Regions from separate parts of the Homo sapiens genome. Here region 2 is linked to region 1. A link is a contact called in ENCODE Hi-C data. All regions are on one chromosome and are shown on one strand. The core of a region is the stretch at or near the end of the contact, and the rest is flanking DNA. Distances in the headings are between cores, read along the strand shown.

Evidence for each region. Hi-C counts contacts between places; a loop is a spot of excess contacts on that map. Pooled maps may share reads with other maps.
Region 2: a loop to region 1 is called in a map of heart left ventricle, with 12 times the contacts of the local background. The contact joins the promoter of PRDM11 here to the enhancer-like site in region 1. A Hi-C loop is called at or near these places in 20 of 168 maps with a recorded cell type or tissue (Right ventricle myocardium inferior, ascending aorta, chondrocyte and 11 more), 1 of 37 single-sample maps with no recorded cell type and 23 of 50 pooled maps.

The regions. Positions count from the first base shown.
Region 1 is chr11:45,208,179-45,211,970 of GRCh38, reverse strand. The region is part of intron 5 of PRDM11 (PR/SET domain 11); the gene reads right to left. Among named protein-coding and RNA genes, the nearest start is that of PRDM11, 63 kb to the right of the region's middle. RefSeq lists enhancers at 329-1,075, 1,076-1,823, 1,824-2,571. Within about 2 kb of position 1,995, at least 24 of the 41 ENCODE cell types and tissues checked have a DNase peak (open chromatin) inside an H3K27ac peak, as active enhancers do; they include ascending aorta, heart left ventricle, heart right ventricle and 5 more, where a contact is called at or near this core.
Region 2 is chr11:45,144,834-45,148,625 of GRCh38, reverse strand. PRDM11 (PR/SET domain 11) reads right to left here and starts at 1,987. Exons shown (of 8, transcript NM_001384648.1): 1 at 1,749-1,987. LOC105376652 (a long non-coding RNA gene) reads left to right here and starts at 1,843. Exons shown (of 6, transcript XR_931241.3): 1 at 1,843-3,572. RefSeq lists silencers at 1,237-1,426, 1,507-1,586.

The sequences.
Region 1 (3,792 bases), core at 746-3,245:
CTGAGCACCAGACTTTCTGAGGCCACGTCTGCATTGCTTGGGGCCATCCTGTGGCCTTGCTGGAATCTGCACACTTTTTTTTCCATAAGTTATTGGGGTACAGGTGGTGTTTGGTTACATGAGGAAGTTCTTCAGTGGTGACTTGTGAGATTTTGGTGCACCCATGACCCAAGCAGTATACACTGTGCCATATGACACAAAGGCATAAGATTGATACAACGGACTTTGCGGACTTGGGGGGAAGAGTGGGAAGGGGGTGAGGGATAAAAGACTACTAATATGGAATCTGCATCTTTAAATCACTGCAGCACATGCTGACAGGCTGAAGAAACTGGCAGGACAGTGCAGAGCAGGAGAGCCACCTCTGCAACCAGCCCTGCTGTCCCCCTGTCCCCCAAGGCAGGCTTCCAGTTCAGTCACATCGTGCTCCCATCCACAGGGGCCATCGGACAGACTGCTCCTTGCAGCCGGACACAGGGAGGGGGCCCAGCCTCTGCACATGTGGGTCCTGCTTTCTGGTGACCAAGGGTATGGGCTGATCCCTGTGGCAGGATTAAATGATGTATGGGCTGACCCTACTGACAGGCAAGCCCTCCCTGCCTGGATCTGCGGACTCAACTCAGAACCACCCCCCAGGAAGGTGATGGGGAGGACAGACAGGTTTATCTTACAGTTACCTCATGCCTCCCAGGGGTCCTGGGGGCTCACTTGGGCCAGCTTGGTAAGAGTCCTGTGTCTCTTGGCAGTGTTTGGTGGGACAGCAGCCATCCCCTGAGATCCCAGAGACCTGTCTAGCATGGCCAGTGTTGGAAGGAGTGAGACCCGGCGAGGTGATGCTGCTCCTTCCCTCCCAGGTCCCCGTTCTGCCAAGCCCCTGGCCGAGTGCTGCCGCAGCTGGCCACTGCCAGGAAAAGGAGGGCTGTGAGCCTGCCATGGGGGTGAGCGGGCTCTGCCTGATGGCACACTCGGGCTCCCTGCCAGCCCAGGTTACCTTTGGTGGCCTCATTACATTCAGTCTCAGGGAGATGGAGGGGTGAGCGGAGCAGGATGCAGGGAACAGGCTTTACTGGATGCTGACCCCCCCATTTTTTCTTATCACGGGGTGGAATCCTCTTAAGACTTAGGAAAACACTGATTCACAGGAAGCCAGCAGACCCGGGTTCAAGTCCTGCTTCTGAATTGAGCTCAGGGCCACCTTGGTTTTCAGAGCTTACTTTCTGCATTGCAAGGAAGTTGAACTAAATGGTCTCCATGTTCTTTTCCAGTCCTAAACATCTGACTCTGTGAACTGCCACCTGTCAGGAGCCCCAGCCAAACAGGAAGCAAGTGGATCACAATGGCAGGGGGCCCGGGAAGGGAAGGTGCAAGTGAGTCTTTGCAAAGCACCTTCCCATGGGCTGAGCCACGGCTGCTTCCCTGGGGCCCCTCCTGCCTGGCTCCCACCACTCACGAGCCGGTCAGGCAGACGGCCTCTAGTGGGGACTGCAGCTGGCGGGGCACGGGGGAGATGTGCAGAAGTGGAAAGGAAGGGTTGCAGTCCCTGCGGAGGCCTTTAGTGCTCCCCCTTCTGCTGAGCCCCAACTAGAACTCCAGCCCCAAGGGACACCCGCCTCGGCCGCTGGGGCCCTGGCTTCAAAGTGCATGTGAGACACAGGAAGTAGAGAGGAAAGGCAGGGACAAGTACAGAGGGAGAAGAGGGGTGGGGAGCGGGTGGCGGAGCAGCCAGGAGGATGGAGAGGGAGCTGAGAGGCAGCACACAGAAAAGTGGGGGCAGGCAGCGTGGCTCAGGCAGGGGAGTAATAATAGAGGAACAAAGCAGTCAGGACCAGACACAGAAAGGAACTGATCTTTCCATGGCCCGGCCCGGGCCTTCACAGCTTGGCCGCCTCGTCTCCAGCCCCCTCCCCCGCGCTGCTACACTTGGGCTTTCCTGGCTTCTCACTGTTCCTGGAACGTGCCAAGCGCCTTCCTGATGCGGGGCCTCGTACATGCTGTTCTCTGCCTGCGCGCCTCCCCTCCCCTTCTCCGCGCCCCACGCTGCTGCCTGGCCTGGTTAACTCTTACTCTTCACATCCTAGTCCGCTGGACTTCTTCAGGGAGCCCTCCCCAGTCCCCAGTGGAGCCAGTTTTACCCACTCCTTAACTCTCAGACAGAGCTGCTACATAACCTGCAGGGTCAAATGCAAAATGAAAACGTGGGGCCCCTGGCTCAAAAACTATGAAGAATGTCCAGATGGCGACAGCAGAGCCTGAAACCCCGCGGCCCCTGTGACTGTTCAGGTTGCATGCTCATGAAGTCAGCCCTGCTCTCGGGACCTCCTGGACTCCTGTGTCCTCCATCCCTTCGTTTCCAGTTTACTCGTGCAATTATTTAACGTTGGTTTATTCCTAGGAGTCCAGGGTCTCCCCAAGAGCAGGGCCTGCGTGGGGTTTACACACAGCTGTCTTCCCAGCTCCTAGCACGGCTCTGGCACGGAGATGCTCAGTAAATATTCGAGAATGAATGCAAAAAGGGATGGAGAGGAGAAGAGTGGGAGAAGGAGGGGAGGATGGAAAGAGTGGGCTGGACAGAGAGGGACAGGAGAGAACCAGAGGGAAAGTCGGTGGGAGACTGTGGACTGTAAGCTGGGGGGCAGGCAGCCGGCTGGGTGGCGGGGGGGACTGGTGATACTCACAGCTGGTCGAAGGGCTGTCGGTGCCATCCAGTTCCGCCCTGGGGAAGCCGCGCCCTGCACGGGCCGTGAGCAGCGCCGACTTGATGGCCCTCTCGTGGGCCGTGAGCACGATGGTGGGGGCCCGGCCCCCGGCCCCAGGGCCCGACAGGGACTGCTGCATGAAGGCCAGCTTGTCCTTGGTCCTCCGTTTCATGTCATCCCATCTGTGCTTAATGTCCTTGACGGAGCGGGGCACCTGGCTGACGGAGGTGATTTTCCGGGCTATGCCTTCCCAAATCTTGTCCCTGTCAGCATGGGACAGCCGCATGGTCTCCCTCCCAAAGAGCACTGCTTCATGGTGGGTCACCTCTGTGACAAGAATGTCCAGCTCCTCCTTGGAGAACTTGGGCTTCCTCTTACGCTCAGCCAGGTGTGCCACATTCCTTGGGTTGAATATCCCACAAAGCACAATTGGGTAAATGACCGTCAATGCAGGTGGTTCTCCTTCCTAATTGCTGGCCCCCAGCTGGGGAGCCAGGAGGCACCTGGGGCAACCTGGCCCCCACCACACCCTCCTCCTACTGAGAGGTCCCTTCCACTACTCCTCGGAGGGGAGGGTGGAAAGAAGAGACGGCGTTACATGGGAGGGAGCACTGAACTCAGAGTCGAAGGCCTTGGTTTCAGGGCCTGCTTTAGCTCTTACTAGCGGTGAGAGCTAGGGCAGTTCATGTTCAACCTTTCACACCTTATTCTCCCTGTCCAGAATAACAACCACAACTCTTCGGGTTTATTACTAAGGAGGGAAACACATCATGATGTAAGGGGCTTAAAATCTCTTAAAGATAGCAGTAAAGGATCTTATTGAAATTAGGATTAGCCCATTGCCTCTATAAAGCGATATTTACCTACAGCCCTACAGCTGAATGAATGGCTCGGAAGAATACGTAACCAGGGAAACTATTTACACTGGCTACCGTTGGGTGTAGCAGTGACAATGCCATGATTAGGGTGTGGCCACAGAAAGCTTATTCTGCCTAGTGGCTCTCTTCCCCTTCCCCGTCCCGGTCAGTTCTCCAAGCCCCCACCTTTGCATATGTGCAGGCAAACAGGTTTCCTTCCCATGGGAGTGCTTTCTTCG
Region 2 (3,792 bases), core at 738-3,237, 63 kb after region 1:
GCTATCATGACCAATCTAGGACTCCTAGGACAACTGAGGGGAGTCCCTCATCTTTGTGAACGTCACCAGGGAAGGAAACGAGACCCTGCCACCAGCTGTTCCTTGGGGCCCTGTCAGTTTGAGACTGGATGGACCACGGTGGGGTCTGTGGGGGCAATTCTGATATTCCCAGGTCAGTACCTTCTGCCGTGATTCTGGGGGAGAACACTTCTTAAACAGTATGCCAGGCCCTGGAACAGGCATTTCATCTTTGCTATCTCATTTAATTTCACAACTTCCTTGCCGGGCAGGTTTTGTTGGACTCAGGGATGGAGACACAAGGCTCAGAGAGGCCAAAGACAACGATGTGAAGTCCAAAGTCAGACAGTGACTATGAGGAGGAGGTAGAATTCAAAGAGAGAAAGCCTTTCCATTAAACTGAATACAGCAAGAGGTCTGGGCTCTATTCCCAGAAGGGAAGGTTTCTACACGTGCCCTATAGAACTCTGCTTGTCCACCTTTCAGAGAGTCGGCGGGCAAAGACTGTGCCCTGCTCCCCAACTACGACCCTACACCTCCAACAATGACCCTAGGAAAGCCCGAACCTTCCTCCCTCCCAAGAGGAAATGTGGGCAAGGACCAGCTTGGTTGCTACAGGCATCATGCTCCACAGAAAATTCTTCTGTCCCCAAACCCCCAAAGTTTATAGGGTTTCCAGGTACCAAGAGCAATCTCTCATCATTGCCTCCTGGCCCCACGCACAAAGGGCTGGGTGTGTTTCCTTACAGCCACTCTAAATTATACAGCACAGCCTTTCTCCACACGAAGCAAACGTCTAGGAAAGAGGAGACGTTTCACATTTTTCTCCCCTAAATCCCAGCCCAGCCTGGGGGGTTCTAAGCCCCCATCTCCCAACTGGGCTCTAGACACACACCAGCAATTTTTCACCAGCATCGCCCAAGACATTGGTATTCTCTTTGCAGCGACTCGCCTAGAGCACGCTGGCCTTGACCGGAGAGAGGTCATTGGCCGCTAAGTTTCTGCAGTTTCTGCATAGGAGAGTACCTTGGGGACTGCGAGTGGGGGGTGGAGGCTACGCTCCGGAGAGGTTTCCCGAAGAGTCTACACCGCAACTGACACTTAAAACGCATTCCAGAAATGCCCTCCGGCTCGGCCACGCTTCGCGGGCAATCGCGAACCGCGATGGAGAAGGCTTCGTCGCATCCCAAAGGACGCCTCCCACCTTCATCCCCGAGCACCCCGCAGCAGCCCCCGGCGCGGGGCCGAGGGCGTCCGCGAGAACTAGGCCGGCGGCCGCGGCGAGCCCTCTGGCGTCGGCGTCCGCGCCCCGCCCCGTCCGTGTCACCGCGTTCTCATTCCGAGCGCTCGGCCCGGGCCGCCACTCCCATTGGTCGGCGGCCACGTCCGTCAGCGGGCGCGCCGCTTGCGGAGAGAAAAGGCTACATTGTAACAAGGCGAGGAGCGAGCGAGCTGGGAGGAAGGAGGCGGAGGGCGGCCCCCGGCTCCCGCGGCGGCGGCAGCTACCTGCCGAGGGTTCACCCACCTCGCGGCCACGGCGGGCCGCCCCCCACCCCGCGCCGGCGCCGTCCGGACCCCCGCCCCGCGCCCGCGCCGAGACCCCCGGCCGCCCCCGCCCCCAGCCGCCGCTCCCGGCCCCCGCACCGGCGGCCCCCGCGCTCGCTGGCAAACTGCCGAGCGCTCTCCGAAGCCATTTTCAATGGCCACATTGGCTACCGGGGCTGACTCACCTTCCCGGGAATGCTGCGGCAGCCGCGGGGCCCGGGCGGCGAGAGCGGCCCGGCGGGCGGCTCGGCGGAGGCGGCGCGGCCTCGGCTGGCGGCCCCCGCGGAGGGAGCGGCCGCGCTGCGGGCGCGCTGGTCCCCGGCGAGGCAAAGTTTCAGCGCCAGCCTCGGCGCGGCGGCGGCGGCGACTCGCTGCTGCTCTCCTCCCCTGCTTTGACCACCATCTTATTAGTACAGGAAATGACATGGAAAACGGAAGAAAGCGGCGTTTGGGGCAGACGCGGACCCCCCAATTCAGGGGCCGGAGCCGGGACTCACCAGCCGCGTCCCGACCCGGCCCCGGAGAAAACTCCCGGGGCCCCTTAGGCCCGCGCCCTGCCCGGAGGGGGGAACCCGGCTCTCCAAACCCAAAGGGAGAGGGAGCGTTTTATAATCCAGCCCGTGGAGAAATCGAGAAAAAAATAGATGAAAAAAAGAAAAGGTTAAGAGAGAACTTTCGAACTGGGATACTTTTTTGGGGTCAGAAGTAAAAGTTCTCAAATTTTAATAAAGTCATTGTGAGGGGGGCTCCCTGGCTCTCCCGGTCGCGTGGCTGTCCATTTGGAACCAAATAGTCGGGGGGAGTCGACGCGTTTGGATTTTTAACCCTTTCAGGGCTCCGCGGCTGGCCCCCTCCCGGTCCCATTTAACCCTTTGAATGCTCAGCAGTTTGGAGATACAAACTGAAGTTGCGAGACGCAGGCGTCCCGCGAAGGCTGAGGGTGAGGGGCTTGGGGTTCGTTAAAAATATTAACTCTTTATGTGGGGTTGCGGTTTTGTAGTCACGAATCGCACATGTTCTTCAAGTCAAAATATGTTACAGAGGGAGAGAGATTCTGAGAACTGGAGGGGCTGGTCCCTGGCTGGCTTGGAAAAGATGTTTAAGCGGCATTCACTTGCTCGATTCCTCAGTTTCTCCATCTGTGAAATGGGATTCGACATCACAGAGAGGGGGTGAAGAGGGAAAGACTGGGCCGGGGGTGGAATTGTCACAGAGTGCTTGAGTGCTTGACATGCTTTCCTGAGCGCCTGGAAAACTGACAGGTTGCGATGGGGCTGGAAGCCTTGGAGGAGGGCAAGGGACACTGCAGGGTGGCGTAACCAGGACAACCATTCCCCAATCAACCCCTTTCTCGTGGCGTCCTCTACAAGTCCTGTGGCCCAATGGCGACGTCTCTCCTACCAAGGGAGGATGCTCTGTGCAAGCTCCAAAATTGGGGCAGTAAACCCCAGTTGGTGATTCCCAGGAAGGCACCTGGGCGAGGCGCTGTCCAGTGCTTTCCCCAAACATCCACGAAGCCCTGCAAGAGTTGCCCAGACGGCCCCCAGAGGGTACTACCCCAGGGAAGCCTCCTCCCAAGGCGGAAGGAGTTCCGTGTCAACCTTGCTGCTGGCGATCCGCAGATGGGCGTTCATGGTCAGATGGGCGTTCATGGTCAGATGGGGGTGCTCATGGCTTTTGGAATCTGGATGTGGAGCTGGAGGCGGTGGGGGTGATGAGGGAGGGAGCACTGTGGGTACCACATCATTTGTTTCCCTTGACTCTGGCGTCACAAACACAGCTTCTTGGAATCTCATGCCTGTTACTGGCTGTGTGATCTGGAGCAACTGGCTTCACCTCTCTGAGCCTTTATTTCCCACATCTGCAAAGTGGTGCACAGTAATACCCACGTTCCTGGCTCTGTGTAAGGAGCCATGAGAGTGTATTTAAAGGGCCCAGCACCCAGCTGCTCTCAGTAGATGCTCAAGAGACAGTAACAACCCTATCGTTATATGAGGTTCAATGCAACTGTAAGTTTCCTGAGTATTTCTCTGCTTGGTGCCAGGCAGAGTGTCGGGTACTGGGGGACGGGGGTTGGGGGAGGGGTTCCACGATTAGAATGACAAGATCCTTCAGGCAGGTCTTGGTCTGCCCAAGAGATGAAGGCACTCGCAGATAACTTCAATTAATTCAGAACTGAATGCACCTCCAGTTGCACTGAGCATGGTTTTGGATGCCAAGTGCCCGGCC